Regions from separate parts of the Homo sapiens genome. Here region 1 is linked to region 2. The links are chromatin loops, found by intact Hi-C in ENCODE. Cell type or tissue: heart left ventricle. All regions are shown on one strand. Links, peaks and the distances in the headings refer to the core of each region. The heading gives the core; the rest is flanking DNA. Region 1 overlaps ASTN2 (astrotactin 2). Region 2 holds the start of LOC105376238 (a long non-coding RNA gene).

The links. Peaks named below come from ENCODE experiments on the same cell type or tissue, not always from the same donor. Only the 100,000 strongest peaks of a DNase experiment are listed, where the experiment ranks them.
Region 1: it touches region 2 in a loop (5-fold over the local background); 4 of 110 quality-filtered maps call a loop at or near these places.

The regions. Positions count from the first base shown.
Region 1 is chr9:116,790,609-116,806,917 of GRCh38, reverse strand. ASTN2 (astrotactin 2) reads left to right here. Exons shown (of 23, transcript NM_001365068.1): 13 at 1,098-1,286. Among named protein-coding and RNA genes, the nearest start is that of TRIM32, 110 kb to the right of the region's middle. RefSeq lists enhancers at 4,675-5,176, 6,169-6,913. In heart left ventricle, for the core only: no CTCF peak of the experiment used is centred there; no DNase peak of the experiment used is centred there.
Region 2 is chr9:116,839,226-116,855,534 of GRCh38, reverse strand. The region is part of intron 11 of ASTN2 (astrotactin 2); the gene reads left to right. LOC105376238 (a long non-coding RNA gene) reads right to left here and starts at 10,216. Exons shown (of 2, transcript XR_930275.3): 1 at 10,063-10,216; 2 at 7,149-7,701. LOC105376239 (a long non-coding RNA gene) reads right to left here. Exons shown (of 4, transcript XR_001746552.2): 3 at 14,018-14,106; 4 at 12,407-13,153. RefSeq lists an enhancer at 14,198-14,942. In heart left ventricle, for the core only: no CTCF peak of the experiment used is centred there; no DNase peak of the experiment used is centred there.

The DNA.
Region 1 (16,309 bases), core at 4,840-12,839, 50 kb after region 2:
TTCATGGTTAGATAATAAATACATAAAGTGTTCAGTGAATAGTACATGCTCAATAAATAGAAATAACACCATTACTACCACTATTATGATTATTGTGTTAAGTATATTGCAATTCCTGTTTTTTTTGTGGCCAATGTATCATGTGACCTTATAGCATCCTACTGAATTAAGGTAGAAGTGTCTACTCTATTTTACACATGAGGAAACTGGGGATCATAGAAGTTAAATGACTCACTCATGTTCATATAGGTCACAAGGAGAAAAATGGCATTTGTACAGGTCTGTCCAATCTCACAGACCATTCTCTTGTCTGTCTTATTTATGTGCACCATACTCCTAGTGCTTAGCGCTGAACTTTGAAAAGGTAGACACTCATAGAATTCCAGTTTCTGGAATGATTTTTCAGGGGCTGAGATCTCTGATTTCTTGCCCCAACCATCCCCATCCCCTCCAGCCCATGCCTCTCTGAGATTTGTCACTGCAAATCTTTTCAAATTGCAAATATTGTTTCCACACCTTATTCAGATGCCTGTTTTGTCCATAGATGAGGCCACCCCTGTCTCAAAGGCTTGTCAAGGGCTTTTCTGGCTGTTAGACCAACGGAGGCTGCTAAAATCCCTAAGTGAACAGAAGCCTTGTGCTGTCCATGGTCCTGGAAGGTTTCACCTCTGAGCTACCAGGATGATAAAAACCTTGTATTTGCTACAGTCTTCAACCTTGGTTGACAGATGTACTGGGAATAGATTCTGGTTTGAGACACTAGTTGATGATTCCCTGTGAATTGGTATGTCATGCTTTTTAAAGTCTGTATGTTCATGGGAAACAGTCTTTAAATTTGCTTTGTGTGTGAACGTGCACGCTGGTGTCCCCTTGACTCCTCCAAAATGTCACAAATGACTTTCCTTGAATTTACCAATTTGCAGTATTAATGTGCTTCTCTCTAGACATCTGTGCCCTAGATAGATTCCAGGTAGAATAGCTGTCTCCTTCCTAAACTCTGACCTGTTTTGCAGGGAAAGGAGGCCTTGGTTTTAGGTCACCCCCAATGGGGGCATTCAGGATGTGAAGCTAATTCTGAGCTCTGTTTTATCATACAGTTGCGTGGAGGAGTACAAACTGGCTCCTGATGGAAAATCCTGCTTAATGCTCTCAGATGTCTGCGAGGGCCCCAAGTGCCTCAAACCTGACTCCAAATTCAATGATACCCTCTTTGGAGAGATGCTACATGGTTACAACAACCGGACCCAGCATGTGAACCAAGGCCAAGTCTTCCAGATGACCTTTAGGTATGCTGTAGATACTTGCACATTGCTTGTCTGAGTCACTGACAAACAACCTGGGCACAGGGAGGAAGCCATGGGCACAATGGGGTAGAGACCTGTTATTCTGGCCAGCATCACTTTAAGCTCACAGGTACCCTCTTAAGGAGTGTGGAAAGTCATCAAACTTTATTCCATAAGGTTTCTTTTTCATGGTCCTAGCATATATTTGTCCCACTTTGCCATTTTCCTAGTTCTAGCCCCACATTTTAAATTCAATCTTAAATTATCATATAAGTACAGTTAATGGCATTTTGAAAAACATTAATTAATCTTTCAGTCTACTGAAAAATAAGTATTTTATGCATGCTGTTCAGGCAGTTCAAAAATAAGGACATTTAATGTAGTAGAAAATAAAAATCGCATCACCCAGAAATACCTAGAATTAACATTTTCCTGAATGCTCTTAAAATTTCTACTTCTCTCTTTCTCTCTCTGTTTTTTCCTGTCTGCCTACACACACACACACACACACACACACACACACACTCCCCAAATCCCAGTAAAGCTGTTTAGAAATTGCTTTTTTCACTCAATAGTGAGTGACGGCTAGGTTGGCCAGATTATGTGAGGATTAAAGATGCAAGATATTGGTAAAGGGTTTTTGGACAGTTGAAACTGTTCTGCCTAAAGAAGAGAAACTTTAAGTGGTGACTTACTTATGCCTCAAAGCTTGAAGAACCATAAGCTAGTAGAGTGAGATTTGTTGTATGTATGGAGAAGGATTATCTAAACACACACTCACACACACACACACGTACACACACACATTATACTTTTAACCATGTTTGCATAAAAAAAAAGATATTATCACAAAGCAAGGCTCTCCTAATCATTTGAGGTCATATCAATAAAAGTCAGAACTAGTAATAAGTCACCATTATAATAATCATTGTTTCCATTCCATCATCTTACTAATAGTAGTGATAATTGTATTATGAGTGGTAATAAATGGTTACCATTTATTAATAATTATTCTGTGTCAAGTTCTTTACTACTAACTACTAACAATAATAATGTCCACTAACATTAATTCAGCATACACGAAAGGGTTTTCTAAGTATTTTTTGTCTATTAACTTATGTAATCCTCACAATGATCCTGTGAGGCAGGAGTCATTATCATCCTTTTTATACAGAAGAGAAAGAGAAATCTAGAGTAGCTTTCCAAAGACTCCCTTCTAGGAAGTAGGAGAGCCAAGATAATTTCATTTTAGCTTCATTATTAGAATCACTGGAGGCACTATGACCTCCATTTTACAATTGAGAAATTAATCCAGAGAGGTTGAGTGACTTTCTCAAGATCATCATCTAGTAAGAGGTAGAGTCAGGAATCAGATGTAACTCCAGCTGACTCTAAAACCTTGCTCTTGTATTTCAATTCAGCATACCCTCTTACTCCCATTTTACAGAATGAGAATGGAGATGTGAATTCACTAAAACCGTTCATCCTTGTAATCATCATATACTCTTTGAGAATCTCCTCTTTCTCATATACCATGCTGGTTATTGGGCATAAGATGGAAAAGGAGATAGAAATGGCCCCTCTGACACTTTAGGTATCGTTGGCAGGTGGATCCATGACTCAGTTGCTCAAGCAGAGACTGAATGCTACTTTACTGGAAAAGCTCCGAGCCAGGCATGGTGGCTCACACCTGTAATTCCAACACTTGTGGGAGGCCTAGGTGGGAGGATCACTTGAGCCCAGGAGTTTGAGAACAGCCTAGGTAACTTTGCAAGACTCCATCTCTGCTAACTTTTTTTTTTTTTAAACTGGGCTGGGTGTGGTGGCTCACACCTGTAATCCCAGCACTTTGGGAGGCTGAGGCAGGCGGATCATGAGGTAAGGAGATTGAGACCATCCTGGCTAACACAATGAAACCCCATCGCTACTAAAAATACAAAAAAATAGCCAGGCGTAGTGGCAGGCGCCTGTAGTCCCAGCTACTCAGGAGGCTGAGGCAGGAGAATAGCATGAACCCAGGAGGCGGAGCTTGCAGTGAGCTGAGATTACGCCACTGCACTCCAGCCTGGATGACAGAGTGAGACTCCGTCTAAAAAAAAAAAAAAAAAAAAATATATATATATATATATATATATATATATATATATATATATTATTCGAACTTGGTGGTACATGTCTGTAGTCCCAGCTACTTGGGAGGCTGAAGCAGGACCATCACTTGAGCCTGGCCATTCAAGGTTACAGTGAGCTATGATCATGCCACTGCAATCCAGTCTGGGCAACAGAGTGAACACTTGTCTCTATTTAAAAAAAAAAAAAGAACAAAAATCAGGAAAAGCTCTGGGAAAAATTTAAGGATAGTCTGGATGAATTGCAGTTCAATGCTGAGATTCTACAATACTAGTTTTCTATAATTTTAATGGTCTATGAAAGTGTGTCTTGAGCAACATCATGGATAGAATAATGTTGCTTGGAATACAAAATAAAAAAATAAAGGAATTATTCCTTCTCTTTGAGGAAGAAATTTAAAAGCTTGCAAGATGACACACACAAGTTTTAAAAAAATAGAAAAATTTAATTTGCAAAGCAGTGTTCCAAGGAAAGACGATGGTTTCCAAAGAGTTCCCATGGAAGCCTGTTGAAAGGAATTAGAAGGAAAGATAAAGGGCTTCTCAAAGGACAAAGTTTGTGAACTGAGGTTTGAAGTGATAGCAAAGAATAGTGCCTCTTGGGACAGATAAGAGTTAAAGGGCATTTTCCTGTCCAGGAAGGAGCCTGCAAAGGCCCAGACATATGGATAAGCAAGGGTGGGAGTCAAGAAAACAGACTGCCAATGAACATGCCTTCAAATCCCAGCCCCACCCATGAGAAGCATAATTCTACTGCTTCATCTTTAAAATGGGGTGCTTTTAACAGAAGCCAGCCATTTCCATAGGTACATTGTATGTTTTATGGAGTTTCATTTCTCACAGCAGCTCTCAGAGTGGCTGGCATTTGATAATTGAGCCAATGTACCATTCTGTTGTGTGAAGGATAGCTTGGTCCAAAAGAAGGATCCACATGGGTAGTAAGAGGCTAGATCCTGAACAAACTTCATTAAATCCTGGGATCTCATTTTACATGCAGGGAAAGGACTTGGTCACAAAGCAAGTCATTGTGGGACCAGCCCACGTTCTCAGTTCTCCTGACTGCTTGGAGTGCTTATCTTCCCACGGCCAACAGACTCGTCAGTGAGAAAGAGCATGGCACCGCTGGTTGTGGTGGCTCATGCCTGTCATCCCAGCACTTTGGGAGGCTGAGGCGGGCAGATCATGAGGTCAGGAGATTGAGACCATCCTGGCTAACATGATGAAATGCTGTCTCTACTAAAAATACAAAAAATTAGCCGGGCGTGGTGGCGGCTGCCTGTTGTCCCAGCTACTTAGGAGGCTGAGGCAGGAGAAGGGCGTAAACCCGGGAGGCGGAGCTTGCAGTGAGCCTATAGTGGTACTGCACTCCAGCCTGGGAGACAGAGCAAGACTCCATGTCAAAAAAAAAAAAAAAAAAAAAAAGAAAGAAAGAAAGAACATGGCCCCTTAAAGGCTGGCCTAGGACTGACTGTCCAGTCCCAGACACAATTTTAGGTCCATTAGAAGTCATTGTTCTGCCTCAAATACTCTGCTAATTGTTTCCAACTTCTCAACCCTGGATTGCCTCTGAACAGCCAGAGCCTAAGTGCCCTGATTTGCCCATGGAGGGGAGTACAGTGAACAGACCAGGATTTTCTCTTTTGATGACCCTCAAGATTTAGAAAACTCCCAAGACTACCACCATTATATTAGAGCAATCTATTCCATTTAAGCTCTGTCGTCCTTGGCTTCAGCTAAACTTTCTTTGCAATTATTTCCATCTCCAGACCATGTATCCTCTTGGAACCATGCTAAGTCAGTTGCCTCCCCACTGTGGAAAGGCAAGCCACTTCTGATGGGTCTAAATTTATCTTTTCCTTTTTTTCTTTTCTTTCTTTCTTTTTCTTTCTTTCTTTTTTTTTTTTTTTTTTTTTTTTTTTTGAGACAGAGCCTCACACTGTTGCCTGGGCTGGAATGTGGAGTGCAGTGACATGATCTTGGCTCACTGTAACCTCCACCTCCCAGGTTCACGCGATTCTCCTGCCTCAGCCTCCCAAGTAGCTGGGATTACAGGCACACACCACACCTGGCTAATTTTTTGTATTTTTAGTAGAGACGGGGTTTCGCTGTGTTAGCCAGACTGGTCTCAAACTCCTGACCTCGCGATCCACCCCCCTTGGCCTCCCAAAGTGCTGGGATTACAGGCGTGAGCCACCCCGCCCAGCCGTAAATTTATCTTTTTCAAGTCTCCCTTCCTGAGCTCCAGACAGCAGGGAGGATGGAGCTCCTTTGTCCTTCACATTCCTGAAAGCCTGCAAATATTTCAGCATCAAATGCAGTTGTCATTTCTCTCCTCCTACTACTTCCTTTCCTCCCTCCTCTAAGTAATCTCTGGTCCAGCCCTAGAGAGTAGCCAGCAAGTACTGCCACCAGCCGTCTCACCATATGCCTCATTTCCTGACAATTGGCTGGCCTAGGATATCAAACTCTCTACCAGCTAGTGTCTCCTGTGTGACAGCTGCAGTTCTGCTTTGTACTCCTCCCTGCCCCTGCCTAGATCACCCCACCTAGCAACTGCTGATATAAGAGAGGTCTGTGTTTTCATTTCCTCTCTTGAATCTCTGAAAGAGCAACCCAGATTTCTGCTTTACAAAGCGCTTAAAAATGTAATGTCTCTGAACTAGACAAGAACTTAAAGATTAACTATTTCAGACCTTACTTGTACAGATGGAGAAACGGAAGCTCAGGAAATAATATAACTGGCTCAATATTCACAGTGATTGGAACTCCTCTCATGCTGAAAGTTAGCTTCTGACTCCCAAACCAGTGCTCCCTGGTTTCTTGTTCTGCAATAAAGGATGTATGCAACTACTTTATATCCCATATCAGCATGTGATGAGGAGAGCCATGTGTTCTATCCCTGTTCTCAGTGTAGAGTGAGGACCCAGGTGCCACAGGGGGAGACCAAATTTATAACTAAGGAGGGATCTTAGGCAAAGACCACTCCATGGGGAGCTACCTCTTCAGGTCACTGCATGTAGGCTACAGCCTGTTCTGGGGGGCGAGCATGTGGTGATATTTCCTGAACAGTCCAAGGGTTTGCACTGTGTGCAAAAATTAAGCATGGTGCACATTAAGAGATTCACATGGAAAGATAAAGACAGGGCAAGAGTGACAAGGAGACTCAGTCAGACCGAGCAGAGGCAGGGAGAAAGAGACAAAAACAGAGGAGACACTAAAGAACAGTCTATGTCACAGCAGGAGGGAACAGCAAGCAAAGAAAGAATTAAGAAGAGATGTAGAGCAGTGAACAGAGTTAAGGAGGTACAGAGACAGACAGCAGAAGGCGGGGAAGGGGGAAATGTGTGCAAGACGGAAGGACTGAAGGAGACATGAAAAGATCAAGAAAGAAGGACACAGTTCATACAAAAATCAAAATACAGTTTATTCCTCGGAAGGGAATGGGGCTTGTTTTGAGAGACTGGATGGTGCTGAGAGAGACCACTGGATTAGGAATTATGTTGAAATTGACATGAATGAAGCCTTTGGTAAAATGTCAAGTTCTGTGGAAATGTGAAGAGCCAATGATTTCACTTCCAAATTGCCCCCAAATCCATTAAGTGATGTCAAGCTTTGTTGTTTCTTATCCCTTCCGGTGCTAAGTGTTGGTCTCAGTGATCCATGTAGGGTCACTGTCAGAATCCCCTTTCCTTTGCTCTTGATCAGTGTGGGAATTGACAGACTATTCAAGTGAGATAAACTCACCAAAGATTGGTGGTATTTGATGTTTATTTGTTTGTTTTTTATTCTCCCCCCCCCCACTCTCTTACCCACATTCATTCTACTTCATTCCTATAAGGAAGAAAGGTAAACTTTGGTTATAGATTGCAGAGATTTAGATAAACATCAGTCAAGAGCTATTATTGAACCTGGTGTCTCAGAAATGACAGGAAGGAAAAGCTGCTTGGGAATGGGGACTGAGCAAATTACAGTGGTAGATTTTGCAAAAGCCTCATCATAAATAAGATGGGTCTGCTGGCAGTAGGCATTTGCCAATAGGCCCTCAAGAATGACCTGCAAAGAGCTGGAGGAGCTCATGAGAGATTTATTAGAAAGGGACTTTTCAATCTTGTCTGCTTATCAGATGTGCATATTGTATAGCATAAGAGGACAGTTTGGGGTAAGATGTGGGATTTGGGGATTCAGCACCCACAACCCACGCTTGGCAAGACTGAAGGGCTTTCTATAAGGATTCAAGGAAAGCTGGTGTTTGTTAGTAGCACTCACTCATTCCCCCACTGAGGATACTGAGTCAGTTCTTATTAAGTGGTCTCCAAAGCTGTTGTGGCCTATGATTTTTCTAGTGCCTTCCTAAGAGGTGATTAATTAAACATGCTGCTTCTGAAACCTTCTTTCCCCTCCCTTCCACCTCTTTCCCTCCCCCCGCCCCTTTAATGGTGTGTACATTTTTTATGTGTCTGGACCTATGCTGAATACTTTATGTGTTTTTTCATTTGATATTTTCACACCTATTGCAAAGGAGCCATTAACAACTTGGCTTTATGAATAAAAGGAAATGAATGTATCAGTCAGAATGCATTCGTTTGTGTCTTGGGAACAAACAATTTCAAACTTCAGTGGCCTGACTGTGAAAGTTTTTATGTGTTGGTCATACCACCTGCCTCTCCCTGAATGGCAGGGGCCCTGGCCATTCTGGTGTTCGGAAATCTGGACTGACAGAAGAATCACCTTTCTGTGCTTCCATTAATGCTTTCATAGTGAGAAACAAACTTGGCTATCATAACTTTCTCCTAGCAGTGAAATTCTGCTTCTATTTCTGGTCAAATTAAGTCCCATTGCTATCTCAAAGGATTGGACAGAGACATGCTATCTTATGATGCATCTTACGATAAGACATGCTGTCTTATCTCAGCACATTGTAAGACACTGAGAAGCAAAGGCACAGACATATTTGTGGGACACTGAAGCACAGACAGATTAGGCTAACTAGCCTAGCAGTCAAACAGCTAAAGTGGTAGCATCTGGGTTTAACACCAAAGTTCACTTAACAGTCATGCCTTCAAGGCTCCCAGCACTCTCCTGTTTCATATTGCAGCCTCTGAGAACTATACTACATCATTCTATTCTCTTGTCAATTTCTTTCTTTCAGTTACTGAAGAACCACAAAATTTATAGCTGGAAAAGCCTTGCAGAACAATTTGAACAAACTCTCCTCTTTTGTTTGTTTGTCTGTCTGGGACAGAACCTTGCTCTGTCGCCCAGGCTGGCGTGCAGTGGCATGATCTTGGCTCACTGCAACCTATGCCTCCTGGGCTGACCTGATTCTCCTGCCTCAGCCTCCAGAGTAGCTGGGATTACAGGCGTGCGCCACCATGCCCAGCTAGTTTTTGTATCTTTAGTAGAGACAAGGTTTCACCATGTTGGCCAGGCTGGTCTTGAACTCCTGGCCTCAAGTGATCCTTCCACCTCAGCCTCCCAAAGTGCTGTAGTTACAGATGTGAGTCACTGCACCTGGCTAAACTCTCCCCTTTTGTAGATGGGATACCTGAGGCTCACAGTGGTTAAGTAAATTGCCTAAAATTGTATCACTAATAAATGAATAAGCCAGTCCTTCAATGCTCAGTCTGTTTGTCTGCACTATATTCTGTCTGAAGCCTTGGAGACATGGCATCCAACCCTGACACTGTACAGGAGCACCAATGCCAAGGTCCCATAGAGAATTAGTGGCAGAACCAGGCCTGGAAAGTTGTGTTTGTGCACTCTCAGGTCTGTGTGCTTTATAATAGACGATGATCTCATTGAAATAAGAAAAAGCAAAAGAGGCTGTTAGTAGAGACAGCATTAATTAAAAGGAGGCATTAGCTTCTGATTTTCAAGGCTATTCCCAAGCCTCTCTATGGAGCAATATTCTGCAGTATTCAAGCTCTTAGCAAAATCCTCAACTTGTCACTTGGAAACATAGCACTTTGCTGCCTTCTTTGAGGGACCATTGGCAAGATCTTAGAAGTGCACTGAGGACAGCAGTTGGAGGCTGGATTAGAGGAGTCAAGGGGTGAATTTTCCTGGCATTCTGACTCCTGAACTGGTTGCAGAAAAAAAAACCTCTTTTCTTTTGTGTGGCTCCATGTTTCCAAGGTTTTCTGACATCTTCTGCAGGAATCAAGACCAGTGTTGGGTGTAGCATAGGGGCTGGAATCAGAAAGCTAACTTTCTTTTTTCAAACCACTTTATTAAAGTATAATTGACATATAAAAAGCTGTTCTTATCTAATGTGCACAACTTGATTAGTTTGGAGATAAGTATATACTAGTGAATCCATCACCACCGTCAAGGCCATAGATAGATCCATTACCTTCCATAGTTTTCTCCCACCCTCTTTGTTTATTTAGATTTTTATGCTAAGAACATTTAACACCCAGCATTTTGGGAGGCCAAGATGGGAAGATTGCTTGAGGCCAGGAGTTCAAGACTAGTCTGAGGATTATAGTGATATCACATATCTACAAAAAAAAAAAAGAAAAATTAAGTTAGCTGAACATGGTGTTGTGCAGCAGTAGTCACAGCTACTTGAGAGGCTGAGGTGGGAGGATCACTAGAGCCCAGGAATTTAAGGCTGCCGTGAGCCATGATGGCACCACTGCATTCCAGCCTGGGTGACACTGTGAGATCCTGTCTCAAAAAACAAAACAAAACATTTAACATATCTTAGTGAAATTTGAGTCTACAATACAGTATTGTTAGCTATGGGGACTATACTATGTAATAGATCTCCAGAACTTATTTATCTTGCATAATAAAACTGTTCCCAAAACTTTGTGCCCTTTAGTCCTTGCCTCCCCATTTTTCCCTTCACCCAGTTCCTGACAACTGCAATTCTACTCTCTGCTCCTATGAGTTTCTGATACTGCTCTGCCATTTCCTGCTGTATCACCCTTGGCCATTCTTCTCCCTGGTTTCTGTGGCCTCTTCTGTAAATTAAGGCTAATGCAAATATCAGATAGAGGCTGAGAGCATCTGACACAAAACATAGCATTTTTGCTACTCAACTCCTATGGCCAGGAGCTTAGGGAAGCTTTTCCTATTCACCTGATCATAAGAATCACGTGGGGCTGCACCAAGACCCACCATTTTTCCCAGAAAAGGGATTCGGGAAAGCGAATTTTTACCAGTATTTCCAAGTGGTTCACATGATCCAACAATTTTGGGATACAATGACTTTGTATTTAAGAGGCCAGCTCTGGACTCAGAGTCCCAGCTTGGCCAACTGTGTGACTATAGACACATTATTTCATTAAGCCTCAATTTCCCCCATCCCTAAATTAAGAATAATAGTAACAATGCCCACTTCCTGGTGTTGAGATAATTAAATGGAATTGGAACCTGTTTCATATCTGTCCTTGGCAGACAGAAGTCCCACGTGCCATAGAGGGCTGCCAGGTTCATCACTAAGGAGGAGCTGTAAGCAAAGCTCACTTGCATGTGCAGGATTATGCAGGGACTAGATCCTCTTCCTGGCTGGTGTGCTGCTGTTAAAAACTAACAGGGTCCAAATCCCGTGTCTGCCCTTTCCAAGCTGTGTGGCTTTGGATAAATTTCTTAACTTCAGTAATCTCAAGATCTTCAACTATAAAGTGGTGTTTTACCTTAAAATAACCCTGAAGAGCTTTGGCAAGGATTTAACAGGCAAATAAGCAAAGCTCCCAGCACACAGTAGGATCCCAATAACCATTCCTTTCTCTGCCTTAAATTGCATTCCTTTCCCCCCAGTTCCAGGAGCCATACAGCAGATGAAGATGGGTTTTTTTTCATTCCCTGCAAAACTTATTTCTGGACTGGAGCCAGGGTTATCCTCTCAACTTCTTCTAAGCAGCTCATGTTTTGGTAAACATGGTGCTTTCATCAAATGCCCAGGATAGGGGCAGAAGCTCAGCCCTTCATGCTCTGGGGGTGAGGGTCATGGGAAGTGGACAGCTCAGCTAGCAGTGTGGAATCACAGCCTCGGGAAAACATAATCTCTCCAGTGTGTTCTGTCACCTGTCCCTTATAGGGACATCCTTTTTTTTCTGTCTGAACATTCTGTAATGAAACACATCTTATTAGGAATGTGGGATTTAAGTGTTCATATTTACTATGTGGAATTTGATAAAGGGCCTGGGCCCAGATCCAAAAGTTGCAGTGGTGTGCTAATCTCCCACCTCTAGGGTGATATTAAAAATATTTACTGATAAGGCCGGGTGCAGTGGCTCACGCCTGTAATCCCAGCACTTTGGGAAGCCGAGGCGGGTGGATCACGAGGTCAGGAGTTCGAGACCAGCCTGGCCAACATGGTGAAACCACGTCTCTATTAAAAATACAAAAAAAATGAGCTGGGTGTGGTGACAGGTGCCTGTAATCCCAGCTACATGGGAGGCTGAGGCCAGAGAATCACTTGAACCCAGGAGGCGGAGATTGCAGTAAGCCGAGATTGCACCATTGCACTCTAGCCTGGGCAACAAGAGTGAAACTCCATCTGAAAAAACCAAGCAAACAAAAAAACAAAAACAAAAACATTTAACGATAAGCATAGAAGTGCCACTTGCCCAATAGGAAAGGAGGCCCTTTCAAACAGCATAAAGCTTAACCAGCAAGCCTTGCTGGACTGCACATCAGTCTCGCTCACCTACTACCTGTCCTAATTTTCTTCCCCTATTATCACCACATCACATCCTCTGTTCATTTCCCAATACCCTTAAAGCATAACCCATCTTGTAAAACTGTTTTCTATCCCTTTCAAAGCCTGTGTTTGAGGGGCATAGGCAGATATTTCTCCCATGACACATGTTGACAAAGCAGATTGATGCTCATACGCTTTACATGAGAAAATTGAAGCCCAGAGAGAGGAAGCATGGCATTCAAGGCCACACAGCGTGTAAATAATGGAGCCAGGATTGAAGGGCTGCTCTTCTAAACACTCCATGGCCTCTAGATAACATGTGTGCTCAGGCACATGCACATGGTCTAAACCAAGCTCATCCAACCCACAGCCTGCAAGCCATATGTGGCTCAGGATGGCTTTGAATGTGGCCTAATGCAAATTTGTAGACTTTCTTCAAATATTATGAGGTTTTTGGCCCGGCTCGGTGGCTCACGCCTGTAATCCCAGCACTTTGGGAGGCCGAAGTGGGTGGATCACCTGAGGTCAGGAGTTCGAGACCAGCCTGACCAACATGGAGAAATCCCATCTCTACTAAAAATACAAAATTAGCCGGGCTTGGTGGCGCCTGCCTGTAATCCCAGCTACTCGGGAAGGCTGAGGCAGGAGAATCACTTGAACCTGGGAGGTGGAGGTTTTGGTGAACCGAGATTGCACCATTGCACTCCAGCTTGGGCAACAAGAGTGAAACCCCATCTCAAAAAAAAAAAAAAAAAAGGTGTTTATTTTTGTTTTGTTTTGTTTTGTTTTGCATATCAGCTATTATTGATGTTAGTGTATTTGATGTGTGGCTCAAAACCATTCTTTCTTCTTCCAACATGGCCCAGGGAAGCCAAAAAATTGGACACTCCTGGTCCAAACCATATGATCCTCTAAGAGCTGGGAAGCAAATAATAGCTCATCATTATTATGCATGAAAACCCTATCTAAAGGTGGGAATTTTCCATATATCTGCTTAAAGTCAGAACTCAATACACATGAATTATGCCAGTGCTTCTCAAACTCTAAGGTACAAACCAATTGCCTGCTAAAATATAGATTATGCATCAGTAGGCCACAGGTAATAAATTCTGAGGCTCTGTATTTCAAATTAGCTGCTGGGTCCAAGGACCAGCTTTTTTGTTTGTTTTTCAAACATATTTAAGATTCTGTTTTTTCTGGACCTCAATCCCATTTCCCAAAGGACCGTTAAGTTCCTTTTGTATTCACCAGAATTTTAAACAAATTAAAATATGTGTTTCCAAGTGGGATCATATGATCTAAATATCTAGCTAGCTAGATAGCCAGCCATACTGTTCTGCACCTTGAGTTTTTCACTTACTCATAGCTCTTGGAGAGCTATCAATGTTTATAGATCTTCCTCCTACGTTTCAGGCATACCATATTTTTCCACTGTAGGGATAACATATGCTCCATGAGGGCAGGGATTTCTGTCTGTGTTGTTCATTGCTGTGTCCCCCGTTCCTGCTGAATATGTGTTGAATGATTGAATCATATAATTATTAACCACTCCTTTATTCATGCACATCTAGGTTGCTTCCAGTTTTTGGCTTTTCCAAAACGTATTTCAGTGAACAATTTTATGTATATATGTCTGAGCATACTAATATATCCGTAGGACAAATTCCTAGGAATAGAATGATTGGGTTAATTGTTATGTGTGTTTTATTTTATTATTTTTTGTTTGTTTCTCTTTTTAAATTTTTTTTTCAACTTTGAGATTCAGGGGGTACATGTGCAGGTTTTTTACCTGGGTATATTGCATGATCCTGAGGTTTGGGCAATGAATGATCCCTTTACTCATGTGCTGAGCATAGTACCCAATATTCAGTTTTTAACCCTTGTCCCCTTTCTCCTTCCCCCCTCAGTAGTCCCCAGTTTCTGCTATTCCCATCTTTATGTCCATGAGTACAGAGGAACAGCTTTGAATAGCAAAGTGTTAAACTGAACTTAAATGCTAGATGGAAACACGAGCTGCCTAGGTTATGCCTGAGAATGAAGAATTGTTGTTCCTCCATTTGCCAGTTTGAAAGCAGGAACCAAGTCCCAAGGCCAATGGCACTAGAGATCCATGGAATCTTAAAGAAGTCTTCTGCGTATAATCCTCTCTAGAGTGACCAAGTGCAGAGAATATGTTTCAGTTTTGCAGCAGCCAGGGGAGACAGACCTCTCCTGCAATCCAATAGGCCCCCGGTGCATAATGTAGCAAAGGTTATTTTGTGTTCATCCGCTCTGCTATCTGATGGGCACAGGGATGCTTAGAGATCAGTGCCAACAGAGAAGGCACTTATTGAAGGCAGGCTGCTAAGTCCCAGGTGCTGAAGCCACGGTTGGGTGCCTGGATTAGAGCCTCCTCTATGTGCCCACGCTGCAATTTCAGCCATAATTGGATGCAGCAGAAAGCTACTTACCAGCAGAGTGCTGGGCTGCATTCTGCTTCAGGTCAAAGGTTGAAGACAAACTCCTGGAAGAGTAGCGAGAAATCCATTTAGGAGAAGACATTGGCCTGGGTGAAGCTTTATTATTCTTAAGCGCTGAAACAAAAATCTCATAGCATCAACACCCATTAGTTTGACTGGGGATAGAAAGTAAGTAGTAAAATTAAGATCTAGTGAAAGATGTTCTTTATTATTATTATTTTTTTAATGGGGAGCAGGGAATTGGGATCCATTTTTAAACAAGCCCTCTGTAATCTTTCCCCGTATTTATGGTAAGAGAGGAAAGAAAAATAGCCACTTTAATTTTTTAAAATTTTCTCAATGTTAACATCTCTAAATATACCAAACCTGGTCATTTTATGAAGAAAACAAATTATACAGAGTATATTTCAAATGTTCTCCAACTAACCTAAAAATGTGTCTCTAGACTGCAAGAGGTGCTAAAACAACAAAATCAACAAGATCCATTTTGCTTGTCTTCACAGCTCGCTTTCCCCCCTTTTTTGGTTTTGTTTTAAATTTCTGGCTTCAAAATCCCTGACTGTGTTCTTTTTCTAGAAGGGGAAAGCCTATCTGAATCACTGAGACATCTGAAGCAGAGACAATTTTTAAAGAAGCGCAATTTCATTACACTCAAATGCAGGCCGTAACTCAGGCTGGTCTAAACGCTCAGAAAGAAAAGTCCTTAGGGAACCTATGAACAGATAAGGTTAGATTGTAATTAGCACAGTAATTGTAATTAGCAGAGCAATTGTAATTAGCACAGTGATTGTTTGTTCATAATGGCTGCTTCCAAAGTGACTCCAGGCAGTTTGTTCTCTTAAGTGTCTTCTGCCATTTCCCCCATGATCTTGTTTACACTGCTAATGCACTAATGTGCTTAGCAATCTCTTTTATAAATAAACACTTCTAAGGTATGAGCCAGCCCAGCTGCTGGTCAAGGCATTATGCATTCTTAATGGAGTCCACAGTACTGAAATTTTACTGTATTACATTATGGTCAATCCACATTGGTATCTCACTCAAGAAAGAAATCACACCTCAGAAGTCATTTGTTACTGTTATTGTTTTATTAATTATAAGAGGGAATAAGATGATGACAGAAATGAACTTGAGGTCAGAAGTTCTAGCCCTGGCTTTACCACTAGTTCTCATTTGTGAGTTAACGAGTTTTTATTGAACATCTGTTATATATCAGGTCTTATAAATCTCTGGAGATAGGGCTGGGTGCGGTGGCTCACGCCTGTAATCCCAGCACTTTGGGAGGCCTAGGCAGGTGGATCACTAGAGGCCAGGAGTTTGAGACCTTTCCTTCTTTCTTTCTTTTCTTTTCTTTCTTTCTTTCTTTCTTTCTTTCTTTCTTTCTTTCTTTCTTTCTTTCTTTCTTTCTTTCTTTCTTTCTTTCTTTCCTTCTTTCTTTTCTTTCTTTCTTTCTTTCTTTCTTTCATTCCTTCCTTTCTTTCTCTTTCTTTCTTTCCTCTTTTTCCTTTCTTTTCAATATGGTGAAACCCCGTCTCTAGTAAAAATACAAGAATTAGCCCAGCGTGGTGGCGCATGCCTGTAATCCCAGCTACTCGGGAGGCTGAGGCAGGAGAATCGCTTGAACCTGGGAGGCAGAGGTGCAGTGAGCCGAGATCACACCACTGCACTCCAGCCTGGGTGACAGAGTGAGACTCCATCTCAAAAAAAAAAAAAAAATCTCTGGAGATAAAGAGAAGAAGACAGTTGACGTCCCTATTCTTGTGCAGAAGGACTACTCATCAAGTG
Region 2 (16,309 bases), core at 3,271-11,270:
TCCAAGAGATCCAGAGGAAGCTAAAGAGGCTAAGTATTGGAAAAGGACATAGGAATAGTCAGTAAAGAAGGAAATTGGAACTGTATTGGAAAAGGACATAAGAATAGCCAGTAAAGAAGGGAATTGGAACTGTACTGTGTCCACTGATTCAATGCCTGCACACAGGACTCAAAGTTTGGGAAATGAAAAGGAGGGAGTAGCTCCTCAATCAGGAGCATTTGCATCTTTCCAATCAGTGCATTTGCATCTTTCCTTTATGAATTTGGAGCAGGCTGGGTGGGTAGGTGGGGTAATAGGGTTTCCAAGATTATTGTGTGTGGCATTCTCATAAAGCCTATGCACCCTTTTATGACATTAAATATTTTTTTCTTCTCATGACATTTGAAGCCTTCTCTATTTTTCCCCTTATTTTATTTCGTTGGGACTTGGATTTGCTGGGTCTGATGGTATTTCTGGTAAGCTGGTTTTATTGTGTGGAAGTCATTATCTGTTAAAGTCAGGAAGCAGCCCCCCTTTTTCCAAAGTGATGGGTTTTACCCTTTGATTCCTGAAATAATGGTGGGGGGGGAATAATGAGAAGGGAGGCCGGGCGCGGTGGCTCAAACCTGTAATCCTAGCACTTTGGGAGGCCGAGGTAGGCGGATCACAAGGTCAGGAGTTCGAGACCATCCTGGCCAACATGGTGAAACCCTGTCTCTACTAAAAATACAAAAAAATTAGCAGAGCGTGGTGGCAGGCTCCTATAGTCCCAGCTACTCAGGAGGCTGAGGCAGGAGAATGGCGTGAACCCGGGAGGCGGAGCTTGCAGTGAGCCAAGATGGTGCCACTGCACTCCAGCCTGGGGGACAGAGGGAGACTTGTCTCAAAAAAAAAAAAAAAAAAAGAGAGAAGGAAGCCCCAAATTGGAGGCAGGAAATGGAAGCTGCACTCCTAGTTTTCCCAACTGTTGTCTGCAAGCCCTGCATAAATCACTGCTCCCACTACCATCTCCCACTACCATCCCCTACTTTTGGGAAGACACTATAGTGCTTAAGTACACAGTTTTTAGCATCAGAGAAACCTGGGCCAAAATCTTACCTTGTCATTCACTAGCCATGTGACTTTGGGAAAAGTTACTTAAAGCCTCTTAGCCTTGGGTTCCTGTTGAGTAAAATGGGGATAATACTACTTATGCCTGCCAAAGCTGCTGTTAGGACTAACTGAGAATGCATACGCAATGGGCTAGAACATGGCCCTAAGCAGGCACAAAACATGGTTGCTATTATTATTATCTGATATCTCATGCAGGGTTGAGTATGGTGGTGGTGGCAATGATGAGAGCTAAAATTGTTTGAATGCTTGCTATGATTCAAGGCTTCTGAGGTGGATCTCATTATTATCCCTTTTCTTACAGATGGGAAAACTGAGCCAGAGAAAACTTAGGTAATTTGCTCAGGACCACAAAGCTACTCAGTTCTAGAGCAGGGAATTCGGGCCAAATTGGGCCAAAGCAGGTTGATAACAAAACCCTTAACCAGGACAAATTCATATATATCACTAATATTGCCTAATATTTCATGAAGGGGAACATCCCAGCATTTGCTTTGTCTTCTGGTTGGACATGTTGATTGCTTCCAGATTTAGTCTATTATAAACCGTGCTGCTCTGAGCACCTTTGGGCAGAAGCCACCTTCTGTGTTTTGAGCTGTTTCTTTAGAAGAGATTCCCAGAAGTCTGTAAGGACAGTTTTCAAATTGTATTAGTGTTTCATGATTTGGGTGAAGGTGTGGGATGGATTTTTTCAAAAGGAGCAATAGAGCATCTGGTGCTCCACACTGTTTTAGGTGCTGCTTTTCTTTCAGAGTGCAGCCCAAGGGCGGGCTAGGGTATTTGGCCTAAAGGGTCTCTGATCAGGAGAGTGATAAAATAAATGTAGTACATGTGGGAGTGGAGTCCAGTGAGGTGTGCACTGTGTCTGTGAGAGAGGGTCCAGATACAAGAGGCAATGCAGAGGAGAGTAAATGAGGCCGTGGGTCTGCTGTCTCCTTGAGGGTTTGAGGAGGTCAGAAGCCATGACTACAGAACTTTTAGTGGTTGTGCCAAGCACCAGTGAGTGTCTCCTGAGGCATCAGAATGCTGATCATCAGACACCTTCTCCTTAGCTCTGAAACGAAAAGCTGGAATAATTGTGTTCATCTTAATTATAATAATAGAATTTTTGCATTCATAAGGTATTTTCTCCATCTGATCATCAATCTTCCTTTAAAAATTTTTTTTGGTTTTCTAAAAGTAGCTCATTCTCATTATAAAATAAAATAAATTTGTACAGTGTTGAAATGTATAAAGAAAAAAACTCAAGGCCCCCTTTCTTAACTACTCACCCACTTTAGATAAATGTGCCACGGTTTGGTGTATATATAGATAGATACATATCCTTCCATACACTTCTTCCCTATGCATATGCAAATATAAATAAGAATTTATATATGTAATTTTAAAAATGGAAGCATAAAAAGCATACAGTTGTGTTTCTTCGGGACAATTTTCTAAGTCAGAACTACACATTCTGCTTTTCCTAGAGCTTTTCCAATTTTTTTTTCTTTTTAGGACAACTGACTTCCTAGCTTGATCTTAACCGTGTGTGTGTGTGTGTGTGTGTGTGTGTGTGTGTGTGTGTATTTTCCCCTTGGGTAATAAATAAAGATGATCAAATTGAGGCTAAAGAGCACAAGAGCTATGCTTGGATAGAACCCAGGTGTCTGAAATTCCAGTGTAGGACTCTCTTCCACCCAGGATAACATGCTTTTATTTTTATCATCATTCTTTTGTCTTTTATCATAGGTCTTGAGGATAAATGGATGACAAATGACATTATTATTATTGTTATTAAATTTTACAAATAATAAAGGTATCCTTTTGCCTGTATTCTCCAGCTTCTCTCTGATCCCTGCTTTAAGAAGTCTTGACCCACTAGCCCAGGTATTTTGAAATCCCTTTCCCTTGAGGGAGCAAACAGTGAGAAGGTTTCATCAAACACTCAATAGCCTTTCTCCTCATTGAGAAAATTCTACCCGAACTGAGTGACAGACGTTCCTAGAGAGAGATGGGCTAGTTAATCAGAATTCCAGTCCAGTAAAAAGAATAGACTTGTCCATAATTCAGAGTTGGATTCAAATCCCATCCCTGTAACTGGGAAGCTGTGTGACTTTGGACAAATTGCTGAATGTATCTGAGCCCCTCTAATCTGATCCATAAAATGGGAATGATCCCTGCACCTTACAATATTGTTGGCCGGACCCAGTGAAAGTAGCCAGGCATGAGCAAAACCCAGGGCCATGGCCTCCCTTCCTAAGATCAGGTCCTATTGTGTAGAGAGGAGCTTGTTGAGCTAGGAAACTTAGTAGCCTTTTCTGGCTTTCCTTGGTTTTCAGAAATTTTCTTCATCATCACTGAAAGGGAAAGGTGATTTTTCAGGCCCATGATCATGGGGATAATACAGTCCGAGGTGATGAAGGGACCCTGTTTCTCAACATGACTCTGTTTACTGTGAATCCTCAGCTATGCTCCTGTCCTTCCTACAAATTCAGAGTTAAACTTGATTCTCTCTGGGGCATCTCCCTTTCCCGCCACAGTACCTAAGTCAAAGATGTACTTGGTTCCAGAGGGGGAAGACACTGCAGATAGGCCTATATAAGAGCCAGTGGGATTTGGCACCCCTCAACTTACTCTGCAGAGCTGTTCTTTCATGCACATTGAACCTTAGGGAGAAGATGAGGTTCTCCATTGGAGGAATTTCAGGCAGAAGTGGTGGAACTGACCTTCACGTTTTTGTTGTTGCCTTATTTAGGTAATGAAGCAATTCAACTAAAACGTGTTTTTTTTTAATTATGAAATTATTATATGCACATACAAGAATATTTAGGACATATAGAGAAAAAATAAAGAACAATATCACCCATAGTCATGTCACCTCCAAATAGCTACTACTAACATTTTGACATGTCCTTTTAGTAGATTTACTATAAGATAGATAGATAACTAGATAGATAGATAGATAGATAGATAGATAGATAGATAGATAGATGTTTAGCAATTTTACTGTGCAATATAATATATAGAAAAATATGTAAAACATTATTTACAGTTTTGATACGAATTAAGCAATTCTCACCTAAACCATCACCCATGTCAAGAAATAGAATATTGCCTGCATTCCATAAGCCCTCCCCCAACACACCCACCATGCCTCCATTTCCAATTGTAACCCTGTCCTCCCTTCTGGAAGTGGCCAAGACCCTGTCTTTTATGCTAATCATGTTTTTTTTACAGTTTTCCCACTTAGGTATGCATAGAGCAGCTCTTTTATGTGATTCTTGACTGTTGGTAATGGATTCTCCAGCATCTAGCACATCTTATCAAACTAGATCAAACTTGCCTTTGGTTGAAGCAAAAACTGGTTATTAGACAACCCACAGTTGAATTTTAGCTGCATTCAGAGCTCAACAACTAAGTACTGCTGTGTAAGACCCTCTTCTGGGCCCTAACATTAGAAAGATACTGTGTCCTAACTAGCAAAGAGTCCATAGTCTATTTACAGAGCTAGAAAATGATGCTTTGGATCCTACTCCCTAGAGTCACACATGGATCCTTCCTTTCTGCACAATGATAGGATGAACTTTCTCCTTCCATAATGATTCCCTCTGGTGTAGACTCTGGTTTGGGCTGCTGCTTCTCTCTTTTGAATCTTTGGCACCCACATGAGCGTATTTATTTTTCTCCAGCTGGTACCAACCCTTGCAGGTTTTTTCCTAAGGCTCATTTTAAAATGTTACATCTTGAGTTCATCCTGGGTAAGAGGAGAACCTTTTAGGCAGGGGGTGGGGTAGAAAAAAAGAACAAATGTCTCAAATGACTTTTAAGTGTAACTTTGGATCTCTGAATCTTGATAACACCCTAGCAAAATGGTATCTCAGTCTCCATCCTGTGAGTGTGGAAGCCAACTCAGAAAGGGAAGTGACATGTTCATTGTCACTCAGATAGGAATTGGTAGCATGGATATCAGGACTCCAAAATAAGGACTCCAGTAACCACTAGATGACATTGGTGGGGATTTGAGAGCACTGGTTCTGGGGTCTGGCTTCCCAGCACACAGATTCCTGCTGTTCTAGTTGATGACATTGGGCAATGTAGTATCTGTGTTCTCATATGTACAACAGCATCTCAACATGGAGTTGTGGGGAAAGTTAAGGGGGATGATGTGCACTTCACCCATCACTCAATATTTAGTACTCAGTAAATAGCATGTAGAGAACAGTCAGACAGGCTACTGGGGAGGCCTTGGGAATAAAACCTTGAAGGGCCCTGCCCTGGACTGGGTGGTTAGTGCCTTGCTGGCCTTGCTGTGGGTGTTGCAGTTGATCCTGGATTCCCATCACTTGTGAGTTTCCTTCCACCCACGTCCGTCCCCAGAACACTGGACTTGGGAACCTCATCCTTTTCAATCCCCTGAGGGTCCAACATATATGGCATCTGTCTCCATTCAGAGAAGGATTTTTTTTCTTCTTTTAAATTGCTCTCTGCAACAAAAAATAAAATATGCATACCATCCAAAATTATACTCAACATAAGCTGAATAAATATATACCCACAGAAGCATATGCTCAATGGTTGCTGCTCTATGCTTTGCAAAGCCAACCAGCTTTAAAATCTTTCTCACTCACAGTCTGAGTGATCAATGAGAAGGTGTGATGTGAGGACACAGCCTCAAGCTGCTAATTGAGTTTTTAGTGACAAGAGATGGGGAAGCGATACCAGCCTGTTAAACCTAGCAGCATGGAAAAGTCCGTATGTCCAGCCTGCCCTAATGAAGGCCTGGCCCTGACCCCTGAATAAGTAACTCACTGCTAGGCACAAGTTATTTGGTATCAAGCTGTACAGGTTCAAATCCTGTCTCGATCCCTTCCTCTGTAATGAGACAAGTTGCTTTAAACCTCTTTAAGTCTTAATCTCCCAGTATTCAAAAAAAGGGTGAAATAATAGTACCTGCAAATTAATATATATTGGTGTTTATCCCTGTTTCTGGGCATATAACTTCTAAAATTCTTGTTATCATTAAAGTGATAAGTGTCTTTTGTATACTAATGAGTTGACTGATGGCTATCCACCCTTAGGTAGCTTCAGGGTGAGGGCTGGTCACAGGAAAGGCCAAGACAAGATTAGAGGGTTGGGACTTTTAGCCCCACCCCCAACCTCTGAACTGGGGAGAAGGGCTTAAAGGTTAAGTTGATCACCAGTGGCCAATGATTTAATCAATGCTGTCTAAGTATTGAAGTGTGCATAAAAATCCAAAAGGACTAGGTTCAAGAGTTTCCAGAGAGTAGAACACATGGGGGTTCCTGGAGGACGATGTGCTCAGACAGGGCATGGAAACTCCGTGCCTCTTCCCACATTATTTGCCCTGTGCAACTTTTCCATCTGGTGATAATTGGTATATCCTTTATAATAAACCAGGGAACATAAGTATTTCCCTGAGTTCTGTGAGCTGCTGTAGCAAGTTCATGAAACCCAAGGAAGGGATTGTGGGAACCCTGATTTATAGCTGGTCATCAGAAGCACAGGTTTAATAACCTGGGGCTTGGAATTGGCAGTGGAAATTGGAGGCAGTCTTATGGGACTGAGTACTCAACCTGTGGGATCTGACACCATCTCCAGTTAGATAGTGTCAAAATTGAACTGAATTAGAGGACACCCAGCTGGTGTCTGCTGAAAGATCTCCCAGAGAACTGGTTGCTGCCAGAGAGAAATTGCCACACACTTCTTGGTGACCAGAGGTCACAGAAGTGTTCTGTGTTGATTGTGTGGTGAGAGGGTATCACAGGAGAAACTGAGTTTGTTTTTCCTATGTCACACTACCTTACATGGTTGTTGTATGAGGAAGTATTGCGGAAGGGCTAAGAAAAGAGACTCAGGTGCCAGGCTTCCTGGCTCCACCACTTACTGGCCGTGTGACCTTCATCAAGTTAATACACCTCTTCGTGCTGCGCTTCAGATTCTCCATCTGTTAAGTGGGCATGATATTGGTGTTTGGTGTTTGCCACATAGGTTTGCTTTGAGGAGGGAATGAGTTAATGCACATTCAATGCTCTTAGGAGGAGACCTGGTTTCATAGTCAAGTGCTCAGGCAATGTCACAATAAGCTATTTTCCCCAAATACCTCCCTGCACTTGATCTGTAGCAAAATTCCCTCGGCTCTGTGCTACTCAGAGAAGTAATAGGACATGAGGCTTCTGAAAACAGAAAGACATCCAAGCATCTATGGTGAGGACCTGAAGCAAGTCATCTTCCCTCTCCAAGCCTGTTTTCCATCTGTGAGTGGTGAAAATAATGGTGCATTCTTTTCTGGGTTGTTGGGAAGATTTCATAAATTAGCATAGCCTAGCAGTGTGTCTGGTGTATGGGGGGTACACAACAGATGTTCATTTTCCTCCCAGCGCCTTGAACCCAGGTGAAGACAGTTAGAGCCTCTGCCTTGGGAACAGAGAGAGCTCCTTCACTGAGCCATGCCATCAGCCCAGAGGGTACAGCTTTGTAGCAGTGCAGACCTGAGTGGAGCCTCTGTCCCGCCCCACATCTAATCACTGTATGATCTTGGGAAGTTCTCTTACATCTCTGCACCTCAGGATATTATTCTTCCAAATGGCGTCAGCACCTCTCTCCATGAGGCTAGAAAAATATAACAGATGAGGAAGTAACTTAGAAAGCTTAACACATTGTAAAAGGCAGCGTAGTGTGGCTTCAGATCCTGGCTGTGCCACTCACTTGCCTTGTTTCCTTGGGACAAGTTCCTAAAGCTGTCTGTGCCATAGTTTCCCTCTCTGTAAAATGAGTAGACTAGTAGTTCCTATACCATCAGGCTGTGCACATAATGAGTTAATATTCAAAACACATCGAAACAGTGCCTGGCACATGATAAGTGCCATTAAGTGTTAGCTATTATTATTATTAATGAGCTACACAAAGGCTATTTATTATCATCACCAGATAGGTATTGAATAGACATTCCTCAGGAGTCTTGGCAGATTTTCCTAGGAAAGTGTTCCCTGGCCTCCCTTGCCTCAGCCCTTGGTGCTTATAAAAATCCTCAGCTGGGCACGGTGGCTCATGCCTGTAATCCCAGCACTTTGGGAGGCAAAGGCGGGTAGATCACAAGGTCAAGAGATTGAGACCATCCTGGCCAACATAGTGAAACGCCGTCTCTACTAAAAATACAAAAATTAGCTGGGCATGGTGGTGTGTGCCTGTAGTCCCAGCTACTTGGGAGGCTGAGGCAGGAGAATCACTTGAACCAGGGAGGCAGAGGTTGCAGTGAGCCGAGATTGTGCCACTGCACTCCAGTCTGGTGACAGAGCAAGACTCCATCTCAAAAAACAAAACAAAACAAAACCTTGAGAACTATAAGAATGTGCTTACTTACTTTTCTCCCCCCATTAGAATATATGTTTTTTTTTGTTTTTTGTTTTTTGTTTTTTGTTTTTTTTTTTTTTTTTTTGAGAATGAAGCTAAGGCTTTATAATTCCTGGAAGACAGCAGGTTCTGAATAGGCATTTGTTGAACTGAACCCTTGCTGTGTGCAGAAGGCTTCGCGACTGCCACCAAAAGGTTGACCAGCCATTTTAAGAGGCTGTAGGGGAAAGCTTCAAGCATGTTCCCAAGCCACTTGCACTAGAGCAGGTGCTGCCTACTGCGAGAACCTACCTCCCTTGGAATTCCTATTGACCACTGGCAGAGAACCATAGAATGTCCAAGATGGGAGACCCCTTACGGACCAGCTACCACTTTTCTCACTGGACAGTTAGGAAGATTGACGGCCAGAGAAGGGCAGGGATGTGCCCAAAGCAAGGATGGTAACCTGTGTCCCCTAATTACGTGGGACTCCTCTAATGGGAAAAGTAGCCAGCATATATTCAGATAATTAGCTGTGATCAGTGTGTGTGAGCAAACCCAGCCACGCAGTAGCATGCTGTCATTGCAGCACTGCTCTTGATCAGAAACCATCCTGAAACATGGCTTATCTCTCTCTTGGGGTTGATCCGGTCCCTCCAGTTGGTCTAGATTTTCTTTGAAGTTAGGAACCATTATGCCTTTCACTCTCTGCTTCCCTTTTATTAAAATACATTTTTAAAATTGTTTTAATTGTGATAAGATATGCATAACATAAAATTTATCTCCTTAAGCATTTGAAGTGAACAGTTTGGTAGCGTGATGCAAATTCACATTGTTGTACACCCAATCTACAGCACTTATCTCTCAAAACTGAAACTCTATACCCATTAAATAATTCCTCATTCTCCCTTCCCCCAGCCCCTGGCAACCACCATTCTGCTTTCCATCTCTGTGAATTTGACTGCTATAAGCACCTCATATAAATAGAGTCATATAGTATTTGTCTTTTTGTGACTGGCTTATTTCACTTAGCATAATGTCCTCAGGGTTCATCCATGCTGCAGCGTGTGTCAGAATTGCCTTCCTTTCTAAGGCTGAATAATATTCCATTGTGTGTGTATATGTATCTGTCAATGAACATTGGTTGTTCCTACCTTTTAGGCTATTATGAATGACAATGCTATGAATAAGGGTGTATAAATATCTCTTTAGGATTTTATTTTCAGGGCTTTTGGATATATATCCAGAAGTGCAATTGCTAGATCATATGGTAGTTCTATTTTTAATTTCTTGAGGAACCTCCATACTGTTTTTCATAGCAGCTGCACCATTTTACAATCCTATCAAGAGTGTGCAAGGGCTCCAATTTCTCCACATCTTCACCAACACTCATTATTTTCTGAATTTTTGGTAACAGCCATCCTAATGAGGGTGAGGTAGTTTCGATTTGCATTTCGCTAATGATTCACTAATCATTTTGGTCATCTTTTCATGTGCCAATTGGCTGTTTGTATATCATTTTTAGAGAAATGTCTATTCAAGTCTTTTGCCCATGTTTTAATCAGGTTGTTTTTTGTTGTTTGGCACATTTTTTATCATAAGCCATTTTGAACTATGACTTTTCTCCCTCTGGGAATTTACCTGATCTCTACCATTGGTCTAGATTCTTCCTGAAGTCGGGAACTCTCACATTTTCTACTTCTTGGTGCCTCCACAAGAAAGGAATGGTACGTTTGGGAGGCCGAGGCGGGCGGATCACGAGGTCAGGAGACCGAGACCATCCTGGTTAACACGGTGAAACCCCGTCTCTACTAAAAATAAGAGAAACAAAATTAGCCAGGCATGGTGGCAGGCGCCTGTAGTCCCAGCTACTCGGGAGGCTGAGGCGGGAGAATGGCGTGAACCCGGGAGGTGGAGCTTGCATTGAGCCGAGATCGCACCACCACACTCCAGCCTGGGCAACACAGTGAGACTCCGTCTCAAAAAAAAGAAAGAATGGTATGGTACAGTGGAGAGAGCAGGGGCCTGGAGTCAAACGCCCCCATGTTTGCACCCTGGTTCTGCTAGAACTACAAGGAAAGACATATCCAGCCACAAAGCCTCAGTTTTCTCTTCTGCAGACATCAAGCTAATAACAGCAATAACAGCAATCTCATAGAAGTGTGGGCCTTCAGCAAAGCAGTATAAGGAAAACACTTCCTATAGTGCCTGGCCCACAGTGTGTCCTGAAAGCATTTGAATTTCCTTTCTGGTGTCTTCAGTAAGTGTGTGTTGAAGGCTGCACAGATGGCTGGCATGTGGGGATAATGGCCTGTTGGTATTTCATTGGAACTCAAGCCAAAACTAAGCAATACAACCAGACATTTTATTACATTCCAAAAATATTTACTGAGCACTGAATATTAAGAGTGATAATAATCATAATAGCAACTTTTATAACAATCAGGATCTTACCATTGTGCTAGATACTATGTTAGGGACATTAAATGTCTAACTTTTTGTTTTTTTTTTTTTCCTCCGTAGCAATTCTGAGTAGGTGTAATTAGGCTCATTTTACTTTGAGGAAGTTGAGGTTCAAATGTTAACGAAGTGACTGGCTAACATTACATGGTTAGTAAGTGGCAAAGACAGGTGGGATTCAAGCCCAAGCTTGCTTGACCCCAAAGGCCACATTTGCCTTGCATACTGGCTTGTCTCCCTCCCACGTGCTGGACTGAGAAAAGGAAGCTGTGTGTATTACAGTCCCTGTCCCCAAATAGCTGTGGACTCGTAGGGAAACAGACTGTGACCCAGAAACCGTCCCACCTGGCAGAATAAAGCTTGTGCTAGGAGAAGAATAATGAACATGGGAGAAAAAGAAAACTGATTCTTTCTGATGTGGGACATCAAAAGGAAGAAGGAACTTCCACACAAGGATTTTTCATTCGTGACAGCACTCAATGTTCCCAGCAATCCCAGGAGGCGGTTATTTATTATTGAGTCTATTTTAGAACAGGAAAAACAGGACCAGAAAAGTGCAGTGACTTGCCTGAAGTCACACAGCTAGGAAATGACAGTATCTGGATTAATCTTATTTTTATTTTTTTGTCTCCTCAGCATTCTTCTGCTTTTTGAACTCAGGAACATAACCACAGAGACTGCTGAGAAATAATTTACAGAGTTTTTTAAAATTTGATTAAAAAATAATTTCAACATTTATTTTAGCTTCAGAGGGTACATGTGCAGGTTTGTTACCTGGATATATTGTGTGATTCTGAGGTTTGCAGTACAATTGATCCCATCACTCAGGTACTAAGCGTAGTGCCCAATAAGTAGTTTTTTAATCCTTGCACCTGTTTCTTCCCTTTCACCTCCCTGCCTCCTTCCCCCATCTGGTAGTCCCCAGTGTCTATTATTGCCATTTTAATGTCCATAAGTACCCAATATATAGCTCCCACTTTTTTTTTTTTTTTTTGAGACAGAGTTTTGCTCATGTTGCCCAGGCTGGAATGCAATGGTACGATCTTGGCTCACTGCAACATCTGCCTCCCGAGTTCAAGCAATTCTCCCCCATCACCCTCCCGAGTACCTGAGATTACAGGTGCCCGCCACCACCCCTGGCTAATTTGTTGTATTTTTAGTAGAGATGGGGTTTCACCATGTTGGCCAGGCTGATCTCAAACTCCTGACCTGAGGTGATCTATCCACCTTGGCCTCCCAAAGCACTGGGATTACAGGCATGAGCCACCACGCCCGTCCTAGCTCCCACTTATAAGTGAGAACATGCGGTATTTAGTTTTCTCTTCCTGTGTTAATTAGCTTAGGATAATGGCCTCCAGCTGCATCCATATTGCTGCAAAGGACATGATTTTTTTATGGCTGCATAGTATTTCAAGTGTATACACACCACATTTTTTTAAATCCAATCCACCAGTTGATGGGCACAGGTTGAGTCCATGTCTTTGCTATTGTGAATAGGGCAACAATGAACACACGGTTGCGTGTGTCTTTTTGGTAGAACGATTTATTTTCTTTTGGATGTATACCCAGTAATGGGATTGCTGGCTCTGAAGGATACATAAGATTCTTCAGGAAGAGGAGGCCAGGCCTGGCTGAGGGCAAAATGTGGAGAGAGATACTGAGGGTTGGACCCTGCAGAGAACAGGTGCTGCCTGGTAGTGCCTAAGTGGTTTCCAGATCCAGGTGTAGGCAGAGGTGAAGCAGGGGCGTGGTTTTCATTCTCTGCCAGGGAGCTCTCCTGGGGGATGGGGGCAGGCTCTGTCTCCTCCACTCTGAAGTCTCAGGCCCCCTGGTGGTGCCTGCAGCTGCTGTCCTTCATTACCAAGGACTATTGATCCCTGTAATCCTTTTTGCATGCCCTCCCCCCGCCCCACCCCACCCTCGCCGCTTCCCTCCTTGTGAGCACCGAAGTCCAGCACAAATTGAGCGGCAGCTGAATTGGCATGAGTTGATTAAAACTCCCAGTAATTATGGGATCTTGATTGATCCAAATCAATGTCAGCATTAATAGACGGGCTAGCTGGCCTGGTTGACAGATTGAGGCTGAGTGGCAAGAGGGGTGGGGGACTGGGGACTGGCAGAGCCTTTCCCACTCACTTATATGCCAGGAAGCACACCAGAGCTCTCCTGGGATGAGAAGAACCAGGCCCACTCAGTTTCTTATCAAAGGGATGGTTCATATTGAAGAATTCAGCAGCCCTTCTTCAGCCTGTGTGATCTTCAATAACCTTGCCTGTAAAATGAGTATATTGTATCTTAGAGGTCCTCTGAGTTTTGTGGGGATTAAAAAAGATAGCATATTGGGAAACATCCAGCTTATGGTAGGTGCATAATAAATATGCATTTCATTTCCTTCCTTGCATCTTTCCCTATCTCTTCTTCCCAAGATGCTGTACCTAATCTGTACATCCAAGACTATGCCACAAGCAACCTCTCTGTCCCTAAAGCACCAAAGTCCTCCGATAACTCATTACAGGGCCCTTCCCACAAGGTTCTCAGAATCTCTGTGTTACACTAGCCAGTCTGAACCACTTGTAACACCACAGACAAGCCACCTCCATGTGGTTCAGGGAAAAGAGAACCTCATTTGGCCCCATAGTCAGGGGGCCTTCAGTGGTGGGCTCAGTCAGACTCTTGCTTGCTGTATGACCCAAGGCAGCTCACCTGACCTCTGAGTTTTAGTTTCCTCATTGGAAAAGTAGGCATGGAAGAAATGCCTAACCATTTCCCTGTATATGGTTCCCTTACATTTCTCCCTGAATGTGTCCTATTTGGAGAAAGTAACAAGGTAACTACAATAGCAGTTAGCATTTAGTGAGCACCTGTCAGGCATCAGGCACATATCAGGTAAATGACCTCCTGGGATCCTCTCACAAGCCTAGTGAGGAAGGAGTTATTTTCTCCAATGTATAAATTGTGGAAACTGAGACTCAGAACAGCCAGGGCACACATTGAGGAAGTGGCTCAGTCAGACTTCATTCACAGTTGTGTCTATTCTTTGTGACTGACAGTGTATTCTGGCTTTCATTATGTGTTTAGTCTCGTTATTTTCACCTCTCATTTCATCTTTACTACTGCTGGGCATGGTGGCTCATACCTGTAATTCCAGGGCTTTGGGAGGCTGAGATGGAGGATCACTGGAGGTCAGGAGTTCAAGACCAGCCTGGTCAGCATAAGACTCCATATCTACAAAAAATAAAAATAAAATTAGAGTCAGTCTCCTCTCCCTCTCCCTCTCCCTCTCTTTCCACGGTCTCCCTCTCATGCCGAGCCGAAGCTGGACGGTACTGCTGCCATCTCGGCTCACTGCAACCTCCCTGCCTGATTCTCCTGCCTCAGCTTGCCGAGTGCCTGCGATTGCAGGTGCACGCCGCCACGCCTGACTGGTTTTCGTATTTTCTTGGTGGAGACTGGGATTCGCTGTGTTGGCCGGGCTGGTCTCCAGCTCCTAACCGCGAGTGATCCGACAGCCTCGGCCTCCCGAGGTGCCGGGATTGCAGACGGAGTCTCGTTCATTCAGTGCTCAATGGTGCCCAGGCTGGAGTGCAGTGGCGTGATCTTGGCTCGTGCAACCTCCACCTCCCAGCAGCCTGCCTTGGCCTCCCAAAGTGCCGAGATTGCAGCCTCTGCCCGGCCGCCACCCCGTCTGGGAAGTGAGGAGCTTCTCCGCCTGGCCGCCTATCGTCTGGGATGTGAGGAGCCCCTCTGCCTGGCTGCCCAGTCTGGAAAGTGAGGAGCGTCTCTACCCGGCCGCCATCCCATCTAGGAAGTGAGGAGCGCCTCTTCCCGGCCACCATCACATCTGGGAAGTGAGGAGCGTCTCTGCCCTGCCGCCCATCGTCTGAGATGTGGGGAGCACCTCTGCCCTGCCGCCCCGTCCGGGATGTGAGGAGCGTCTCTGCCCGGACGCCCCGTCTGAGAAGTGAGGAGACCCTCTGCCTGGCAACCGCCCCGTCTGAGAAGTGAGGAGCCCCTCCGCCCGGCAGCCGCCCCGTCTGAGAAGTGAGGAGCGTCTCCGCCCGGCAGCCACCTCGTCCGGGAGGGAGGTGGGGGGGTCAGCCCCCCACCCGGCCAGCCGCCCCGTCCAGGAGGGAGGTGGGGGGGGTCAGCCCCCCGTCCGGCCAGCCGCCCCGTCCGGGAGGTGAGGGGCGCCTCTGCCCGGCCGCGCCTACTGGGAAGTGAGGAGCCCCTCTGCCTGGCCACCACCCCGTCTGGGAGGTGTACCCAACAGCTCATTGAGAACAGGCCAGGATGACAATCGCGGCTTTGTGGAATAGAAAGGGGGGAAAGGTGAGGAAAAGATTGAGAAATCGGATGGTTGCCGTGTCTGTGTAGAAAGAGGTAGACATGGGAGACTTTTCATTTTGTTCTGTACTAAGAAAAATTGTTCTGCCTTGGGATCCTGTTGATCGGTGACCTTACCCCCAACCCTGTGCTCTCTGAAACATGTGCTGTATCCACTCAGGGTTGAATGGATTAAGGGCGGTGCAAGATGTGCTTTGTTAAACAGATGCTTGAAGGCAGCATGCTCCTTAAGAGTCATCACCACTCCCTAATCTCAAGTACCCAGGGACACAAACACTGTGGAAGGCTGCAGGGTCCTCTGCCTAGGAAAACCAGAGACCTTTGTTCACTTGTTTATCTGCTGACCTTCCCTCCACTATTGTCCTGTGACCCTGCCAAATCCCCCTCTGCGAGAAACACCCAAGAATGATCAATTAAAAAAAAAAAAATAATAATAATAATAATAATAATGAAATAAAATAAAATAAAAAAATCAGCTGGGTGTGGTGGCGGGCACCTGTGGTCCCGGCTACTCAGGAGGCTGAGGAAGGAGAATTGCTTGATCCCAGGAGGTGGAGGTTGCAGTATGCCGAGATCACGCCACTGCAGTCCAGCTTGGGCGACAGAGCGAGACTCCCTCTCAGGAAAAAAATATATATATACAAAAATTAGACCGGTGTGGCACACACGGGGCTGTAATTCCAGCAACTGTAATTCCAGCAACTCGGGAGGCCAACGCATAAGAATCGCTTAAACCTGGGAGGCAGAGGTTGCAGTGAGCCAAGATCGTGCCACTGCACTCCATCCTGGGTGACAGAGCGAGACTCTGTCTCAAAAGGAGTACATGAACGATCTTTGGGGATGATGGAAACTTAAATATTGGATCACGGTGCTGGTTGCACAATTCTGCAAATTTAAAATAACTGAATCATATACTTAAATGAGTAAATTTTATGATATGTAGATTATACTTCAATAAAGCTGTTGTTTTAAAAAAAATAAAAATAAAAATAAAATTAGCCGAGCATGATGGCACATGCCTGTAGTCCCAGCTATTCGAGAGGCTGAGGCAAGAGGATCCCTTGAGCCCAGGATTTCAAGACTG